Linked DNA regions of Homo sapiens: region 2 is linked to region 1. Evidence: chromatin loops called from intact Hi-C (ENCODE). Cell type or tissue: GM12878. All regions are shown on one strand. Each heading gives the region's core, and the rest is flanking DNA. Links, peaks and the distances in the headings are about the cores only.

The links. Peaks named below come from ENCODE experiments on the same cell type or tissue, not always from the same donor. Only the 100,000 strongest peaks of a DNase experiment are listed, where the experiment ranks them.
Region 2: a loop joins it to region 1, with 1.8 times the contacts of the local background. A loop is called at or near these places in 2 of 110 quality-filtered maps.

What each region holds. Positions count from the first base shown.
Region 1 is chr3:133,472,687-133,478,070 of GRCh38, reverse strand. BFSP2 (beaded filament structural protein 2) reads right to left here. Exons shown (of 7, transcript NM_003571.4): 7 at 2,863-3,102. The coding sequence ends at 3,099. The region is part of intron 1 of BFSP2-AS1 (BFSP2 antisense RNA 1); the gene reads left to right. Among named protein-coding and RNA genes, the nearest start is that of BFSP2-AS1, 16 kb to the left of the region's middle. RefSeq lists enhancers at 571-690, 2,538-2,607, 4,191-4,850. In GM12878, for the core only: a CTCF peak has its summit at 2,735; DNase peaks (open chromatin) are centred at 400 and 2,350; H3K4me3 peaks cover 1,877 bases; H3K27ac peaks cover 3,933 bases.
Region 2 is chr3:133,618,104-133,623,487 of GRCh38, reverse strand. It overlaps TOPBP1 (DNA topoisomerase II binding protein 1), which reads left to right. Exons shown (of 28, transcript NM_007027.4): 18 at 31-177; 19 at 295-397; 20 at 3,141-3,333; 21 at 5,055-5,275. Among named protein-coding and RNA genes, the nearest start is that of TOPBP1, 41 kb to the left of the region's middle. RefSeq lists an enhancer at 2,815-2,904. In GM12878, for the core only: no CTCF peak of the experiment used is centred there; a DNase peak (open chromatin) is centred at 3,207; H3K27ac peaks cover 1,204 bases.

The DNA of each region.
Region 1 (5,384 bases), core at 331-5,330:
CAGCTGCAAGCTAATGTTTTAGCATAAGTATGTCTCATGCAACATGTGGGACATACTTATACTAAAAACCTCTTCCTTTTTTTATCTGAAATTTAAATTAAACTGGGCATTCTATATTTTTATTTCCTAAGTCTGGCAATCCCAGATAAGATTCTAGATTTGTCTCCAAAGAAACAACCCATCCTTTTCTCAAAACAAGCAAGACAATGTAAGGGTTTATAAAATAATATCTATGGGGTGTGTGGAGACAATCAGAGACAGGCATGGTGCTTGATGGTTCTTGCTAAATCAACTTGCTGAAAACCAAGTGAGGTCAGACTCAGATGTCTATTTTTATACCTTTGATGACAAAATGAATCTATGAAGGGGTTGTGAAAACTGTAATGTGCTGCTCTGTCTGCTTTGCTTTTCTTATCCTTTGCATTGTTGATCCTTCAGTGAGCACACCTGCACTCACCAAGGCTGTAAACCCATGAGGGCAGAAACTGGGCCTTCTTTTTATTGGTATCCCCAAAGTGCATCAAAATGTCTGGGCACCAGTACATGCTAAGAAGTGTTACAGATGATCATGAAGGTAAGATTTAAGGATCTTGATATAAAAGAATGTTGAATCTGAAAGCCATGGATGCTCTAGCAATCCCATTGGGAGTTCACACAGCCCTTCAGAAGCTAGGCCAGAGGCCAGTGGAGTTGCCTGGTGTGGAAATAGAGCTCGGTTGTGTTTCAGGAGGTGTCCATTGGGAGCCCTGCTCTGGTCTGCTCCAGAACAAATGCTCTGTCCTTGACACCAATACAAGCAGCAGCCTCCCCTGCCACCTGTCAGTGAACCACTGCCAAAGCGTAATTGTACTGGGATGTTGTGAGAGGAAGCCTGATTTAAACGAGGCCCTGGCAGAGTTGGGGGGCCAGCAGTGCCTTCTCATACCTGTTAATGAAGCCTCATTAGAAACAGCAAGAGCCTGTGCTGGGAACTGGAAGCACCAGTCTGCCACGGCTCTCCCTGCCAAAGGGTGATTAACTGAATGATTTACGGCAGCTGCTCTTTGAGATGATGGTGCGGAGGAGACCAAGTGTGTGCAGCCCTGCACAGCATGCTGTCTGGTGGAAACTCAGGAGGATGCGCAGATACATTCTCCCGTCTTTCCAGTGGCTGAAACGACTTCCAGGTTCTAAAAACTGCATGGCCATTCGGTCATAGAAGTACCTCCTTTTGATGGCTGACCTTTTGGGGACTGTCACCTTTGAAGCCTCCAGCTACATTTAGGTTAGGAATTTAGGTCTTGCCTGAGGGACCAAAAATTAATAGTAACAAGAAAGACAGAAAAGAAACAGACGTCAGTGTCTTGTGCATCCAACATAGCAAGGCCAGCCACCCACTTTGTTTTCTGGCAAGACTCTTGTACCCAGGCGGTTCAATTATGGGCAGCCCCATAGTGTGCAGCTATGGAGATGGATACTTTGCTAAAATGTAGTTTTAGGGTGTCTTGCCTATTTCCATGTCTCAAACAACAAACTGACCTATGTCAAGGGGCTATGCACATTGTAAATAGTGGTTCTGCTCATGTGATCTTTAATACAATTCCTTTGCTCTTGCAGGCCAAAAAGGAAAACCAGTTGTAGCAATTCCAACCAGGATACCATATATCTTGCCTTTTATTTATTTATTTTTTTTGTGTGATAGTCTTGCTCTGTTGCCCAGGCTGGAGTGCAGTGGCACAATCTCGGCTCACTGCAACCTCCGCCTCCTGGGTTCAAACGATTCTTCTGCCTCAGCCCCCTGAGTAGCTGGGACTACAGGCGCCCGCCACCAAGCCTGGCTAACGTCTGTATTTTTAGTAGAGACGGGGTTTCACCATATTCGCCAGGCTGGTCTCGAACTCCTGACCTTGTGATCTGCCCACCTTGGCCTCCCAAAGTGCTGGGATTACAGGCATGAGCCACCGCGCCTGGCCACCTTGCTTCTCTTATAAGCAATCCTTAAGGATAAATAAATGTTCTTTTCTTTGTGTGGGCCTTGGTTATTTGGACCCTCGGGTATGGGGGTTTTCAAATGTACCAGTGTTGGATACATCCCCCTGTCTGGATTAGCAGCTCACAAACACAAAGACTCAGCTTGGATATTTTGGTCTGTAATTCTGTGTGATAGGTAGACCAACAGAAGTTTGAGGGAGGAATGACAAAATTAAAGTTGGGCTTTTTTTTTTTTTTTTTTTCCTTTCAGTTTTAGAGACACTGAGAACCTGTGGTAGGACACAGGTGGTGGTTTCAATTTTAATCAGAAGGCAAGAGAGTCTTGCCTGGGTAGGTGGCAGATGCATGAACTATATTTGGCTGGCTTAGGCCCTGAGAGAACTGGAGAAAGGACCCTGGAAGAAAATTCTGAGGCTGTAAGTGGGGTGAGCAACCACAGTGTAATTAATCCCCCACTTAGATTGAATGGGTTTAGATTGGGCTTAGATTGAAGTTCCCTTTTAACTGATTGAGAGATGCTCTGCCAATAGCAAGTGAAATGTGTGTGTCTGCACATGAATATGCATGCAGAGTATATTAAAGAGGTCTGAATACTCCACGATGCCTGTAATTATGAAACATGTGATAAAGCACCACACTAATCCCCTCTCGAGCAAGAGTGTTGTTTTTTGTCCCAGACTGCGTCAATCCTGCATGCCATGAGCACTGCTTTTGCCTCCGCAGCACTTTTATGTTGACAAACCCAAGAGCAGGTGACCCTAGGGAGGCAGATGGCGTCACACTCAAGGGAATCCTTCCAGAAGCCTTCAAGCATAGCTCTGTGAGCAAAGGCCAGACAGACAAAGTGATATCCATCTCGACCCTATAGTGAGTTGAACAAGGTGGGCAAACTGGACGCTGCGCACAAAGCATTTATTTGAAGGAGGACAAGGGAGATTGCTCAAGCTACAGACTACTCAGATTAAAGCAGAAGGATCCTCTCCACTTCCAGGAAGCTTTTCAGCTCAAGCTGAATTAACCAGGGAATCCAGCAGGGACTGGAGCTCAGGAGAAAGCTCCTCAAGCAACTTCTTGGGTCAGCTGTTGAGGAAGGGTGTTTTCTTCATGAAAAAGAGGAAGTTTCTCCATCAGCTGAAAGGAAACACATAGGAGTCAGAAGCAATGGGTGAGGAAAATCGGTCATTCTATCACAATAGGATTACGAGAAAGGGGGCCATCTCATGAAAGAATCTGGCCTTTGGAACAAGATAGTTTTGGGTTTTAAATAATTACTCCATGGTTATTTGCTGTGAGACCTTGGGCCATGACTTAAGCTCTCTGAGGCTTTGTTTCCTGTCTCTAAAACACGGATCATGAGGTTGTCTTGGCAGGGTTTGGAGGATAAACAAAAATAATCAAGAGTCAGGTCTGCCTTGGCACTCACTAAATGAACGTAGCACATAGATTCTTAAGAAGTAACTCGGCCTAACTCACTGCTCTTGCTGTTTGTTTAAATTGACTTTGTGTGTTTATACAGATGCTCATAGGCATCTGAAAAAAAAATACTTTGTTAGGAACATCTGGCTTTTATAATCAACAAAAATCAATTCAATAAAAGACAGTTGGAGAGGAGCTGGATGACATATTTTCCATTTGAAAGCAGGGCGTGGTTAGGTCGCTTCCTTGAGGCTCTCCCGCCTTCTGAATAAAGAGAGGTTACACAGTTGGAGAGAGCAGGAGACCTGGGCTCCCATCCCAGTGCTGTCTCCGCCTCCTGTGTGATCATGCGCAAATCTTTTTCCATTCTGGGTCTTTGTGTTCTCTCTTGAATCAGGAGGGGTTGGATGATACAATCACTAAGCTGTCTCTATTCCTTATTCAACATATGTCAGACAAGGAGTCTTGGAGGGAAATAAGAAGGCATAGAACTATGATACAAAATAAGGGCCTGGGTTTCTGGAAAGAGTTGGCAAGGAAGCTAAGGCCCAAGGCTGATGTATATGCCTCTGGAATCCTTATCTATTAAAAAAAGAGTGAGTGCAAGTGTGTGTGTGTAATTATGGCAGACTAACTCAACTCCTAGTCCCAACCCCTTGCCTGCCTCCACTATGGAGTCTGGAAAAGCTAAAGAGTTGCTTTCTTAGCCTCCCTTGCAGATGGGTATGGCCAGTATAAGCAGGTTCTGGCCAATGAGATATAAGGGACAGTCCACTGCAAGCCTCAAAATGTCTTTCCTTCACTGATTAAAGGAGAGGATCATTCAAGAAAAAGCCTTTTGACTTTTCATTTTGTTCTGTACTAAGAAAAATTCTTCTGCCTTGGGATCCTGTTGACCTGTGACCTTACCCCCAACCCTGTGCTCTCTGAAACATGTGCTGTGTCCACTCAGGGTTAAATGGATTAAGGGCGGTGCAAGATGTGCTTTGTTAAACAGATGCTTGAAGGCAGCATGCTCGTTAAGAGTCATCACCACTCCCTAATCTCAAGTACCCAGGGACACAAACACTGCGGAAGGCCGCAGGGTCCTCTGCCTAGGAAAACCAGAGACCTTTGTTCACTTGTTTATCTGCTGACCTTCCCTCCACTATTGTCCTATGACCCTGCCAAATCCCCCTCTGCGAGAAACACCCAAGAATGATCAATAAAAAAAAAGAAAAAGCCTTTTTTTTTTTTTTTTTTTTTGCTGCTGCCTCTTCTCTCCCACTTCCGGCCAGGAATGAGGATGTGATGTTTGGATCTGTGGCTGGCATATGGTAACCATGGGGTGACAAAGATAAAGACAAAAAGCCAATGTTGTCATGGTATGTTAGAAAGATGAAAAGAGCTTGAGTCCTTAATGAAATCTTTGAGCAGCCTAGATCACCTGTTTCTGGGACTCTTAAATAAATGATTTACACATCTTTGCTACTCAGAGTGTAGTCTGTGGAGCAGCAGTATAGTCATCACTTGGGAGCTTGTTAGAAAGGAAGACTCTCAGACCCCACCCCAGACGTACTGAAGCAGAATCTGCATTTAAAAAAGATGCCCAGCTGGGGTGTCACGGCTCACACCTGTAACCCCAGCTATTCTGGAGGCTTAGGTGAGAGGATCACTTGAGCCCAGGGGTTTGAGTCGAGACCAGCCTGGGCAACATACCGAGACGAGACCCTGTATCCAAAAAAAAAAAAAAGATGCGCAGGGTTTTGAGTGCACATTAGTTTCAGGAGCACTGGTTTATAGCCTCATTAATTAGGTTCTATTACAAGCAACTGAAACATTCCTAACAGCTATTATGTACGTCCTAGGTATACACATGTATGTGAATGTATGTGTGTATATATACATACATAAATATGCATACATATAGAAAATGTATTAGTATGTGAATATATTATATATATTATTTGTATGTGAATAGGAAAGGAAGGACACAGCTAGGCTGTGGGAATGGGTGC
Region 2 (5,384 bases), core at 85-5,084, 150 kb before region 1:
CCTGTCTTAAAGCACACCATTGTATTGCAGTGTGCCCAAGAGTGTAAACATCTTCCTGAATCTCTTTATCCACATACTTATAATCCCAAAATGAGCTTGGATATCAGCGCAGTGCAAGATGGCCGGCTCTGTAATAGTCGACTACTCTCAGCTGTGTCTTCAACAAAGGATGATGAGGTAGGAGATATGGATGATACATTTACCCCCTCTTAAGCTAAAGGTATAATCATATATTGCTATGAAACCTTATACAGTGGCTTGGTTTGAGAATTTATAATTTTTCTTTTTCAATAGCCAGATCCTTTGATTTTAGAAGAAAATGATGTAGACAATATGGCCACCAATAATAAAGAGTCAGCACCATCAAATGGAAGTGGAAAGAATGACTCTAAAGGAGGTAAAATATTTTATTTTTTAATTAAAAAAATTTTTTTTGAGACAAGGTCTCAATTTTTTGTGGAGATGGGGTCTTGTCATCTTGCCCACACTGGTCTGAAACTCCTGGGCTGAAAGGATCCTCCTGCCTTGTGAGCCACTGCACCCAGCTGTAAAATATGTTTAAATTACTAAATACAAGCAAAGCATATATTAGAGGATTGATTTGTGGTCCCATGCTGATCATTAAGTGATAATTTGCAAAGTTTTATGTAGTTTAAGTGTAAAGCTTATGAAATTTATGAAACTAGGTTTTTATGGAGTTAGTGTGATACAGCCCTATTCCATTAAAGGTAGGTGAAGTTGGTGATTTTTTAAAAATCTAGTCTTTGGTCCAGTTCTTTTGAGTGATTTTCAAAAAGTTTTCTTATATGTACAATATATTTTAACATATCCACATGGTTTTAAAGATACAAAAAGACATATGAAGAGTTTCTTCCACCCTTATTCTCCAGCCCCCCAGTGTTATTAGTTCCTTATGTATCCTTCTAGAGCTGCTTTATGCATATATAGCCGTAAATATGTTTTTCCCCCATTAAAAAAAAACAAACAAACACATAGGCTGGGCATGGTGGCTCGTGTCTGTAATCCCAGCACTTTGGGAGGCTGAGGCAGGCAGATCACCCAAGGTCAGGAGTTTGAGATCAGCCTGGCCAACATAGAGAAACTCCGTCTCTACTAAAAATACAAAAAATTAGCCGGGCATGGTGGTTGCATGCCTGTAATTCCAGCTACTCGGGAGGCTGAGGCAGGAGAATCGCTTGAACTCGGGAGGCGGAGGTTGCGGTGAGCCGAGATCATGCCATTGCACTCCAGCCTGGGCAAGAAGAGCAAAACTCTTGTCTCAAAAAAAAAAAAAAAAAAAAACATAAATGGTGGACTACTATACATGCTATTTCATACGCTGATCTTTTTGTTACCTTGGGTAGTGTTTTATATCAGTAGATAACTAGGAGCTTCTTTAGTCTTTTTCTTTCTTGCTTTTCTTCCTTCCTTCCCTCCCTTTCCTTCCTGTCCCCCTTCCTCTCCTTTCCCTCTTCCCTTCCTTTCCCTTTCCTTCTTTCTTCCCTTTTCTTTCTTTTTGGGCAACTGTATTGTATTCATTATGAATGGTCCCACTTTGTTTAGGCATCCATTCTTAATAGGCATTTAGGTTATTTCTACTTTCTTGCTTTTATAAATAGTACTGCAGTGAATAACCTTATACATGGATGTCTTTTAATAGATTTAATATGTTCTGTTTTCCTTACTCATTCTAACCTACCAAAGCTTTCCCTATGACTTACCTATTTGGTTAGTCTCACTCTGTTCATTCCAAATGCATTTATTTAATACTTACTCCAGAGTTTAGGCTTTAAAGAAAACCAAAGGTAAATACAGTTGTCTTGTCCCTTGGTATCCATGTGGCAGTGGTTCCGAGGACTTACCTCAGGTACCAAAATCCACAGATGCTTAAGTTCCTTATGTATAAAATGACATAGGATTTGAATTTAACCAATGCACATCCTCCTGTATACTTTAAATCATCTCTGGATTACTTATAATACCTAATGCACTGTAAATGTTTTGTAAATAGTTATATTTTATTTTTTTTACTGGTACTTTTAATTGTGATATTTTTCATTTTTATGTCTTTAAAATATTTCTGATCCATACTTGGTTGAATCCATGCATGCAGAACCGGTGGATGTGGAGGGCTGGATGTATGTTGTGGTCTGTGTTTTCAAGAGCCTTTGGGGAGTCTGGGCACGGTGGCTCACACCTGTAATCTCAGAGCTTTGGGAGGCAAAGGCAAGAGGATTGCTTGATGCTAGGGGTTCCAGATCAGCCTGGGCAACATAGTGAGACCTTGTCTCTACAAAAAATTTAAAAAATTAGCTGGGCGTGGTAATGTACACCTGTAGTGCCAGCTACTCAGGTTGCTGAGGCTGGAGGATCACTTGAGCCCAGGAGTTAGAGGTTATAATGAGCTATGACCATACCACTGCAGTCCAGCCTGGGCCACAGAGCAAGACTCTGTCTCTAAAAAATTAAAAGAATCTTTGGGAAAAATCAGACACATACACAAATGACTATAAGACATCTCAGAGTGTAGTACATACCATGAGAGTCAGAAGCAGGCAGGGAGCTTTACAGAGGGATAATCACTACAGGTCTTGATGAAATGTCTTTGAAGGGGGCCAGGCACGGTGGCTCATGCCTGTAATCCTAGCACTTTGGGAGGCTGAGGTGGGCAGATCACCTGAGGTCAGGAGTTCAAGACCAGCCTAGCCAACGTGGCGAAACCGCGTCTCTACTAAAAAATACAAAAATTAGCCCGGCATGGTGATGGGCACCTGTAATCCCAGCTACTTGAGAGGCTGAGGCAGGGAGAATTGCTTGAACCTGGGAGGTGGAGGTTGCAGTGAGCCGAGGTCGCACCACTGTCCAGCCTGGGCGACAGTGCTAGACTATCACCAAAAAAAAAAAAAAAAAAGTATTTGAAGGGCTTCCTAGTTATTTCATATACAGTGCTTGTGGTAAGGGCTGCTTTTTATGTTCTGCAGTATTCATAGTTTTAGTACATTACTATAGCCTGTAGTTAATATTCAGTAAATGTCAAGTCAATAAGTTTGTGTTCAACCAGGTCTAAACAAAATAGTTAATGTAAGATATGGTAAAAAAGAGGAACTTACCTTGAATGGTGTATTTGTGTTTGTTTCAAGTTCTGACACAGACCTTAGAGATGAGAGAGAACTTTCAGAAGCAGTTACAGGAGATAATGTCTGCAACATCAATAGTGAAACCCCAAGGGCAGAGGACTTCCCTTTCAAGAAGTGGTTGTAACAGCGCATCTTCAACCCCTGACAGCACTCGCTCTGCTCGCAGTGGACGAAGTAGAGTCCTAGAGGCACTGAGGTGTGTACCTGTCACTGATGGCAGAAAGACTAGATGACTTGAGAGAAAGGATTTACGTACCTGCTGCTGACTCAATTCCATGAGCTTGGCCTAATTTAGCTTTTTTTTCTTTTTTTCCCCAATATGCAGTAAAAGCTGAAATTTAAATATCAAGACTAGTGAAGGGGTTATATGCCTAGGCCTTATTTAGCCCAAACAGTAAATATTATATTCCAGTATTATCTATTGCTTTTGGCTCTCTGCTGACTAGATTTTTCGTTCTAGCTTGTCCTTCCATTTCTTGCTCCCAGCAGTTCTAGATTTCTTACTCGGAGGTGGAGCAGACATGGAGATTTGTCTTACAGCAGCACCTGCTTCACAGTGAGGCATGATTGATACTTTTTATTACCTCCGTTGAGAAAGAAATGATTTTAAGATCTAATTTGCCTCATTTGAAATGGATTCAGTAGGCAGTTCTCTCTGCTCTTTAGTATTAGTATTCAATAGTATTTGTATTAAACAATAAGTACATATATATTTTTTCAGAGTCTTTTTCTAATGCAATATGTAAAATCTTAAAGTTATTTTTGTTGGGATTTTGCATGCATTTTGTATTCTCCTTGTAAAATTTATCTTCTAGAAAAGGTGATTACAGTTTCTAGTGTGATGTGACTTAAGCTCAGTTGCATAACTTCATCTTTTTCGTGATAGAAGAAAAAAATCTATAATTGTGTGATAAGAATTATGGGACTTGTATTTTCAGTTGACTAATTGAATTAAGTATAAGATAAACTAGCATTTATCTTACGCTAACTGTATTACATGAGGCAGTTCATTATCTCAGTACTGAGTAAAGTAGCTTTTTAATATGCTTCAGATCATGTTTTATCATTATAGAGAACCTAAATCCTGTACCAAATCAGAGTAAATAAATATAGTGTGAGAATAAAAGGCTATATTCTTTATTTTTGAAGCAAAGGAACTATTTGGGGGTTCCTTTGGTAAATTGTTTTATGGGTTTTGGTGTTTTGTTTTGTTTTTTGTTTTTTGTTTTTTTTTTTTTTGCTTCTCCACAGTGTAAGTTTTATGGTAAATTATTTTTACTAAGAATGAATGAATGAGTGAATATAAAGAAAATTATAGGACTTCTATTTACTGTCACGTGGAATCATTACAATCGCACCATAAAATGCACTTCCCTGTAATTCAGCATATTGCTGTTCCACCGTAGACTCTGGAAAGTGGTTACCAATAGCCAAAAGGCCCTTCTGATAAGGCAGCCTTTACAGCAAGCCTCCCATGTAATCATAGTGCTTATAATTTCAAGTAATTAAAAAATATAACTACTGTTAAGTAAAGTAACCATAGTGTTTGAAACATTACCCTGTTTCCCTAACCTGTATAATTAAGGAAAATCACATTTTTAAATGTACCAATTACTTTAGTATTTTTAAAAAATTTCTTGACACTGTTGAATTTCTCCTTTGAAGTTTTAGTTCTGTAGACATGTAGTCAAAATATGTGTTCCTAGCTAAAACAGATAACTTTTCTGGAAGAAACCTTAAACCTTTTTAAAAAAAAAAAATGTCCCTAGGTTCATTTATTTAATATTTTTAATGCATACTGTGTGCTAGATGGTGGGCATATAAAGGTGAGCCACAACTTTTATGGTCTAACTTATGGATTTAATGAGTTTGGATTTGTTATTGCTGTTTATTTAAACTGTCACTTCTATTCCTTAGGCAGTCTCGTCAGACAGTACCTGATGTCAACACAGAGCCTTCCCAAAATGAACAGATCATTTGGGATGACCCTACAGCAAGGGAGGAGAGAGCAAGGCTTGCCAGCAATTTGCAGTGGCCTAGTTGTCCCACACAATACTCTGAGCTTCAGGTTGACATTCAAAACTTGGAGGATTCTCCTTTTCAAAAGCCTTTACATGATTCAGAAATTGCTAAACAGGGTAACAAGAAAGAAATCTTTGCATTTGTTTGTATTAAGTACATGTTGACCTCTTAAAAATAAACAGATGAGCATGTTGTAGTTCTCTGATCTGAATGTGCAAACAAAAA